3 separate regions of the Homo sapiens genome follow, and regions 1 and 3 are each linked to region 2. Evidence: chromatin loops called from intact Hi-C (ENCODE). Cell type or tissue: heart right ventricle. All regions are shown on one strand.

Evidence for each region. Hi-C counts contacts between places; a loop is a spot of excess contacts. Peaks named below come from ENCODE experiments on the same cell type or tissue, not always from the same donor. Only the 100,000 strongest peaks of a DNase experiment are listed, where the experiment ranks them.
Region 1: it touches region 2 in a loop (2.3-fold over the local background); 8 of 110 quality-filtered maps call a loop at or near these places.
Region 3: it touches region 2 in a loop (3-fold over the local background); 48 of 110 quality-filtered maps call a loop at or near these places.

What each region holds. Positions count from the first base shown.
Region 1 is chr6:135,937,550-135,940,049 of GRCh38, forward strand. All of the region lies in intron 1 of PDE7B (phosphodiesterase 7B), which reads left to right. Among named protein-coding and RNA genes, the nearest start is that of PDE7B, 87 kb to the left of the region's middle. In heart right ventricle, a CTCF peak has its summit at 1,282 (motif pointing left); DNase peaks (open chromatin) are centred at 1,165, 1,452 and 1,993; H3K4me3 peaks cover 980 bases; H3K27ac peaks cover 1,193 bases.
Region 2 is chr6:136,225,452-136,227,951 of GRCh38, forward strand. No RefSeq gene overlaps it. Among named protein-coding and RNA genes, the nearest start is that of MTFR2, 24 kb to the right of the region's middle. In heart right ventricle, a CTCF peak has its summit at 973 (motif pointing left); a DNase peak (open chromatin) is centred at 960; H3K4me3 peaks cover 672 bases; H3K27ac peaks cover 1,152 bases.
Region 3 is chr6:135,505,370-135,507,869 of GRCh38, forward strand. All of the region lies in intron 2 of AHI1-DT (AHI1 divergent transcript), which reads left to right. Among named protein-coding and RNA genes, the nearest start is that of AHI1-DT, 8.8 kb to the left of the region's middle. In heart right ventricle, a CTCF peak has its summit at 1,085 (motif pointing right); no DNase peak of the experiment used is centred here.

The DNA of each region.
Region 1 (2,500 bases), 290 kb before region 2:
GACTTGTTTAATACTAGTTTCTCTCTCCCCTACTTAATCAGAATACATTATTCAGAAAGTTTTCCACAACCCATCAGGATGTAGCCAGTTTGGCTGATCACCTAGAAGGGACCCCTTTTTCCCAAATCTAGGTTGGTTCTTCCCGCTTCCTCAATGCCAAGGATAAGGGCACATCAGACAGAGTCACTGCCTCCATCCTGCCCCAATGACCTCTGCTCTGTAGACCTCTGGTCCTGCAGGCTAACCTCTGAAGGACCAGGGCTCTCCATCATGGGAGGAGCAAAATCTTCCCCTCATAAAACCCCATGATTTACATGGTAGAACTGTGCTTTGTATCTTGTACACACTACCACCAAATGACCCTATTCTGCTTCTACCTTCTTCCTTCCGCAAAACCAGATACACAGCAGGCCCCATTATGGTTTTAGGGTATATAAGATGGTTTCTCATATATTACATTTCTGTAGAGGAGTGAGCATTGTTACTCCCTGTACTCTACAATGAGTTTTGAAAGGAAAAGTCAACTCTGACTAAGATCACACAGCTGTTGAGGAATAGGTTTGGGATTTGAACCCCGATATACTCAGTTCTTTCCATTATGTCCACCAATCTGTTTTCTTTTCTTTTTTGTTCTATATTGCCTCCTGTTTTCTCCAACACAAAGTGTCTATGGACTTCACCTTTTAAAAATGACTGTATATAAGTGAAATGTGTTTGGCTTTAGTTGTTTGCCTTCACAGCTATCTTTTTGAAAACAAAGTGTGGCTAGGTGTAAACCCTTGGGATTCTGAGACAATAAGTAAAAGATGAAATAGCATTGCAAACTTCTGACATTTTTGAACTGTGTATCAAGATTTGTGGCATATGTATTTGAGTCTGCTACAGGAAAATTCCCAGAGCACATACCACAATTATTCCCAAAGTACCTTGAACTGAGATGCCTAGTCAGTTCCTATAACTGGGTGCACCAGAGATCGCACTGTACTCCATGCCATAAGCCTTCACAGGTACAGGTTTTTCTAAAATGGAGCTTGTGCAGAGGCTATAGTCGTTTTGCACAATGAAAGAGGCTGTCTTCAATGTGCATTTCGATGTGTGCTATGGGAATCAGGACTAACCACGACCCATGGAGACAATGCTGCATGACTTGGAGAGTGCAACGTAAGACGCAATGACTCTGAGCCTGCACCACGCCATCTGACCTCAGGATCTCCCTGCAGGGATACGAGGAGATCTTAGCCATATAGCCTTTCTATTGCCCTCTACTGTCTAGGGATAAAATGACAGAAAACACAGTTCTGCATTTTGGAAGTTTGCTTAATAACTAAAAAAATAAAAATAAAAATTACTCTTGGGCTGAAAGCAGGTTTTCCAAGTTTTGGTTCATAATAAGTAGTTTTTAAACATTTAAAAATAGGGGTATGTAATAAAATGCTGAGAGACTCTCTGGAGACCGCTGCTGCTGGCACTGCTCTAATAGAAAGCATACGCCATTGAGCTAACATTCTGTTCTTTGACTGAAGAAGAAAACAAAGCTGTTAAAAGCTGGTAAGCTCATTTTCCAATAGCAATAGCATTAATATCTTTCAAGTCACTCCTAACCATACCTAATTAGAGGTTTATAAGGGATGGCTCTTCTGGAAGGGTCACCTCAGGTTACGTAGCCCACAGATTTGCTGTTGATTGTTGGCAACAATGGATTTGTGTAGATTTTCTGCTCAGCTCGAGGTGATTATCTTTTTTCTTTTTTTTCTTTTGCTGGTGTGTCTCTTATTTTGACTGGCTGAGGTTGGGCTGGACGATGAGGCCCTGATTTGAAAGCAGTGCCAGGTTGTTGCTGGAGATCTGCACTGACAGATTGTTGAAAACTTATTAGTCTCTGACGTTTTAACAGCCTGCAATGGGATAGAAATCTGCTCTTTCACTGGAAAAGCTTAAAAAGGAAAACATGAGCTCGAGCTGAAATCAGCCCCAGTTCCAAATCTGCCGTCCTCTGGCACCGGAGTGCTGAGGGCTGCCACAGTGTGTAGAGATTGAGGCCTGACTATGCCACCCACATGGTAGACAGGACTCTGCATAAAATGATGTGGCCCTGGGCCACTGTCACGTAGGAGACCCTGAAAATGTATCTTCTGGGAGCTGGGGTGTTCTCAACACTGGGTGCTAATGGCTTCAGCAGTAGGAGAAATCAGCCTCACTGAGGTTTCAGCTGGGTGGCTGGGGGGATTCTTTTGGTCATAGCCATTCTATAAGATAATTCAAGAAAAAGGACTAAGAAACACTTCAGCTTGGTATCCTCTTTGGGGTAACTTCTACCTCAAATGGGCAAAATGATGGCAGCCGGTATCACTGGTGAGAGACATCTGGAGCCAATTAAGAGCTCTAATACAGAGATAGCTATATTGTAATTATTTGATACAATGCTAGAGTAATTCATTAAGCATCCTGGTTCTTCGAAAGCAAACCAAGCCTCTCCAGTCCAGTCCATAAAGATTTTTTT
Region 2 (2,500 bases):
CCCGGAACTTAAAGTAAAATAAAATAGATAAATAAATAAATAAAATTAGATTAAATTTTAAAAAAGAAGAGGTTTAATGGACTCACAGTTCCACATGGCTGGGGAGGCCTCACAATCATGGTGGAAGCCAAAGGAGGAGCAAAGGCATGTCTTATATGGTGGCAGGCAAGAGAGTAGGTGCAGGGAAACTGCCCTTTATAAAACCAGCAGATCACATGAGACTTACTCACTGTCACAAGAACAGCACGGGAAAACCCCACCCCCATGACTCAATTACCTCTCACCAGGTCCCCCCCCACGACACTTGGGGATCCAGCAGACACCACCACCACTTCATCCCACTTCAAATGTGGTCTCCCATGCTCGAGAAGCAGTACTCACCTTCTGGTCTGCAAAGCGCCATCCTGGCATAATTTGCCTTGGCATTTGTCTTTTAACGAGTATTTTAAACGATCTTTTAAACGAATATAATATCTTTGGAAGCCCTTATTTGCATGTATTAGTTATGATATACCTAATAAACATTCCACCACTCTAATTTACCAATCTTTACCAGTTATAAAAGCAGAAACTATAATCATGTCTTTCAAAATAAGCCTTGGGCTGTTTTGTAGCAGTGAAATCGATAGTTGTACTTAACCTAAAGAACCTGTGAGAATCCCACTGCAGTGTTGAAATTTAACAATTAAGCAATACTATCCCTGGCTTTCATCATTGAATTTCACAAAATATGTTATTTGCTGGGAAAACAGTTGAATCGGCCTGATGACGTGAATAATCTCAGGCCTGACAAGGATATAGCTGTATTATAATTCCTTAGTGTCCTTAAATGTAAGCTACTTTTGCAATTAATACTAAATCTAACCTCGCTTTTTCCGTAATTTCTATAATTTCATCTGAACGTAGTAACAGGTTAGCAGGGGGCCACCAGCCTGGGCGCTCTCGGTGTTATACTGTCCTCTCGTGGTAAATATGGAGAACTGCAGCCTGACGGCTTTTTCCTCTTTCAGTTTCCTGTTCCATTATTTTGCCGTGCTATACATATCCTTGTAAACTGCCTTAAATTCTTTCTAGGACACAGCAAAATCTAAAATAAATAGATAAACAAATGTATAAGATGAGAACTGTTGACTAGGAGCTTAAAACATGGGTTGGAAAACCCATCTGCTTGGGTTCAAATCCCAGCTCTTAAAGCCCAGCACAGTGGCACGCACCTGTAGTCCCAGCTTCTTGGAAGGTTGAGGCAGAAGAATGGCTCAGGTTCAGGGGAAAAATAAAAAATGAAAATTCCAGCTCTGCCACTTAATCAGCTGTGAGAACCTGGGTTATCTACTGGGGTGGAGATAGTCTCTCTCTATGCCTAGCTCCTCATCTGTAGAATGAAGATAACAATAGCCTGCATTGCATAGTGCTGATATACCTCCATGGCAAGCACTAGGAACAGAACTACTACTCCTTCTCAAAAACAAACAAAAAACAAAAAACCAAAGTGAGAGCTTTATCACCTAAAAGGTCAATTACAGCTTATTCTTAAATACAGTGGAACAGAAGTTCTCTGGGACCTACAGACCACTTCCCCACTGTGTCCAAATTGGACACAGAGTGCAGAAAACTGAAACTGCAACCCAGCTGAGCTGTGATTGTGTCTTTTTTCACTGGAAGAAGTAAATCATAGAATGTTAGTGTTGTACATTGGACTTTGGAGCACATTCCGTTTGGCCTCCTCATTTTACAGTTGAGGAGTTTGAGGCCCAGAGAAGTGATAACTCAGTTCTCCCGATGCATTTCCATGATGCGATCACTGCTTCATGCTCTGAGTCCTTGTAAACACAGGAATTTCCAGGAAGAGGAAAGGGCAAAGCTGTGATCAACCAGCCATAGTTTTCCCAGCCCTAGTTTTCCCCATGCAGCTGCAGAAGTCACCGTGGAATGACCCACGAGCAAGGCCACAGGCACAGACACTTCGGGAGCTGACAGGAATAGATCTTTAGAGACAGGAAGGCTTTCCTACCCAACCCCACCATCAATTTTTTAAAAGCAAGCATTTCCCACAAGGTAAATATAAGAACTAGTCTGGTCAAAGGATAACAAGGCAGTAGGTACTGGAAATTCCGGACAATTTGTACTACTCAAGCTAACTGCAATGCAAGACAGGCTCTGGAACTTAAGGCAAAGCTATTATGTCCGGCTCTGCCACAATTTTAGAATCCGCGTCCCCTGTAGTGGACTGTGATGCACCACCATGTTCTGTCCTCAACAGAGGTTGTCCTCTGACAACCCTCTCTGAAAACTGCCCTCAGCTCAAGAAGGTTGCTTTGTTCAAGGTCAAGCCCCCCAGTACTTAGTCAACGAGAAAGTGTAGAGACTCAGCACTCCCAGAGTGATGGGGGACCACTCCAGAGCCCCTGGGGTTCTGCTGAGGCCCTGCTGAGATTGCATCACAGCCCAGCTGCCCCCTCACCTGAGTATTATCCTGAGGACACGCCCAGAGAGATGTCCT
Region 3 (2,500 bases), 720 kb before region 2:
ACAAAGCTGTAACCAATCCAGCTGGTTCTGTACCTCACTTCCATTTTCTGTGCCTCACTCCTTTTTCTGTCCATAAATCTTCCAGCACATGGCTGCGCTGGAGTCTCCGAGCCTACTCTGTCTGGGAAGGCTGTCTGATTTGCAAATCATTCACTGCTCAATTAAATTCCTTTAAATTTAATTCAGTTAAAGTTTTTCTTTTATCATAACCTTTGACCTTTCTCCTTTTCTTATACCCCATATCCAACCTATCAGATTACTATAGGTTCGAACCCAAATCCTATGAAACAGAGGATATGGTTATAATTTTGAGGGAAGATTTTTTTTTTCTCTACCTGAACTTTAGCCCCTACAAACAAACTTCCTTGTTTATCTTTGCTGCTGTAATCTTTTAAGGGTTCCACTTTTATGCAAACATCTTAGTTCTCACACTGAGCAAGGCCTTGAATCCTATGCTTTGGGAGGCCATTGCATTCTAAGACTACATTCCTGGCATCAGCAAGTGCCCCTCTAGTAAAAATGCCCTCAGCCCCTACTTTCCACTCTTGTTTTAGTTCTTTCTTCTCTTTGGCCCCCGAGGAATTCAATGATGCAATTTAGTCAGCATTTCTAGCTGGTTTTCAGGTTTTTTTTTTTTTTTTCAGAGTATCTTTGTGACATATTGGGAAAAGAGGAATTCCTTCTCTCTCAACTGTTAATACATGTTGAAAGGAATTTTATGAGTAATAGTAATGGCTTTGTAATAGTGATTGTTACTCAAATTTAGCAGATGACTTACTGAAGTAATTAAACCTTCCTTATACCCTTTCTGTGGGTGGCATGCCACGAAAACTCGATCAACCTGTATACATGGGTTAGGTAGAACCCACTGAGCTTTCCATTATGTATAAAGCTGTCTGTAGATTTACTGGCTGTGTATAAATACCATTTTATTAGGAAAATGTTTTGGTTTAGGTCTCAGAAGGTCCCATGAAAAACAGTAACTTCTGCAGAGACTAAGGGGAAGAGTTAAAAAATAGTAATAATTTAAAAATCCATTTCAGCATATGATTAATTCAGTTGTCTAAAGCAATGAGCACTAGATGGCAGCATATCAATGTGTATCGTTACCTGTGCCTGAAAGACCTCATTTTAAGGGTGTGTAAGGTCTTATTGCTGTTTTACCATGCACCAGTTTGCTATCCTGAACTATTTACTTTACTGTTTAATCTGTTGGTTTGAACTTATAATAGTTGATGAGATGTATTTGACACCAGGTTTGAAAATAGAGTTTCTAGATTAATAAATATACAGGATGGTGCCGGTACCACCAGTCTGTCTAGCAAAATATGCAAGAATTCAGAGCCCTTTCCTGTCATTAAAGGCCACCCTCCAGAGAGCTTATCTTTCATCTATGATAAGAGGTCTTCTGGTTGGACAAAAAGCACATTTTGGACACTCATTCCTGTCTTGAGTTTCAAACCTTTTGTGGCCGCTAATGTTTAACTTTTCATCTTACTATTCAAATGGCATCTCTTTACTAGATTGGAAACCACTTTCGTATCTCTTACCAAGTGTGAAAATAGGGGCCTCCCAAACTCTGTTGTGGGTAGTTACCAGGTCTTCTTCTCTAAAGGACTCAGGTCAGATATCTCTGTCACAGATGAGAAAGGAATTTCCTTCTTATCACATTTGATTGTATAATTAGTATTTAAAATGTAAAAAAGAAAAAATGACATAACTTTAATGTATAATTTAACTGGATGGCTCCATTTTTCTCTTGTTAACTCAGATCATTTATAATTTTTTTTCTTTTAAAATGTTTAGAATAAATTATTAAAGTACATGTTAATAATACAGGAGGGGGCTGGGCACAGTGGCTCATGCCTGTAATCCCAGCACTTTGGGAGGCTAAAGCGGGCGGATCACTTGAGGCCAGGAGTTCGAGACCAGCCTGGCCAACATGGTGAAACCCCGTCTCTACAAAAGTACAAAAAGTTAGCTGGGCGTGGTGGTGTGCGTCTGTAATCCCAGCTACTCGGGAGGCTGAGGTGGGAGGATCGCTTGAACCCAGGAGGCAGAGGTTGCAGTGAGCCAAGATTGTGCCACTGTACTCTAGCCTGGGTGACGGAGCAAGACCCTGTCTCAAAATAATAATAATAATAATAATAATAATAAAAAAAAATAGATAAATAAAGGGCTTACAAGGAAAAATTCCAAATCCCTGCTTCACCTATTCCTTGCCACAGTACTGTTCCTGAGACCAAATTGGCTTAAATAGCTTCTGTTTTTGTTTCTTCTGATGATTACCCATCTCTTACTACTATTTCTTGATTCATCAGTTTTAAATATTGTCTTAATCTATTGTGGAGAGAGATGGGCAGTGATTTAACTCATTAGCATTGCCTTCTACTGTCCCTATCCATCTCTTCCCAATAAAGTCATAGAAAGAGGCACAGCAGTATAATAGATAAGAGCACAGACTCAAGTCCTACTTGCACCACTTGCTGGCTGTATAATC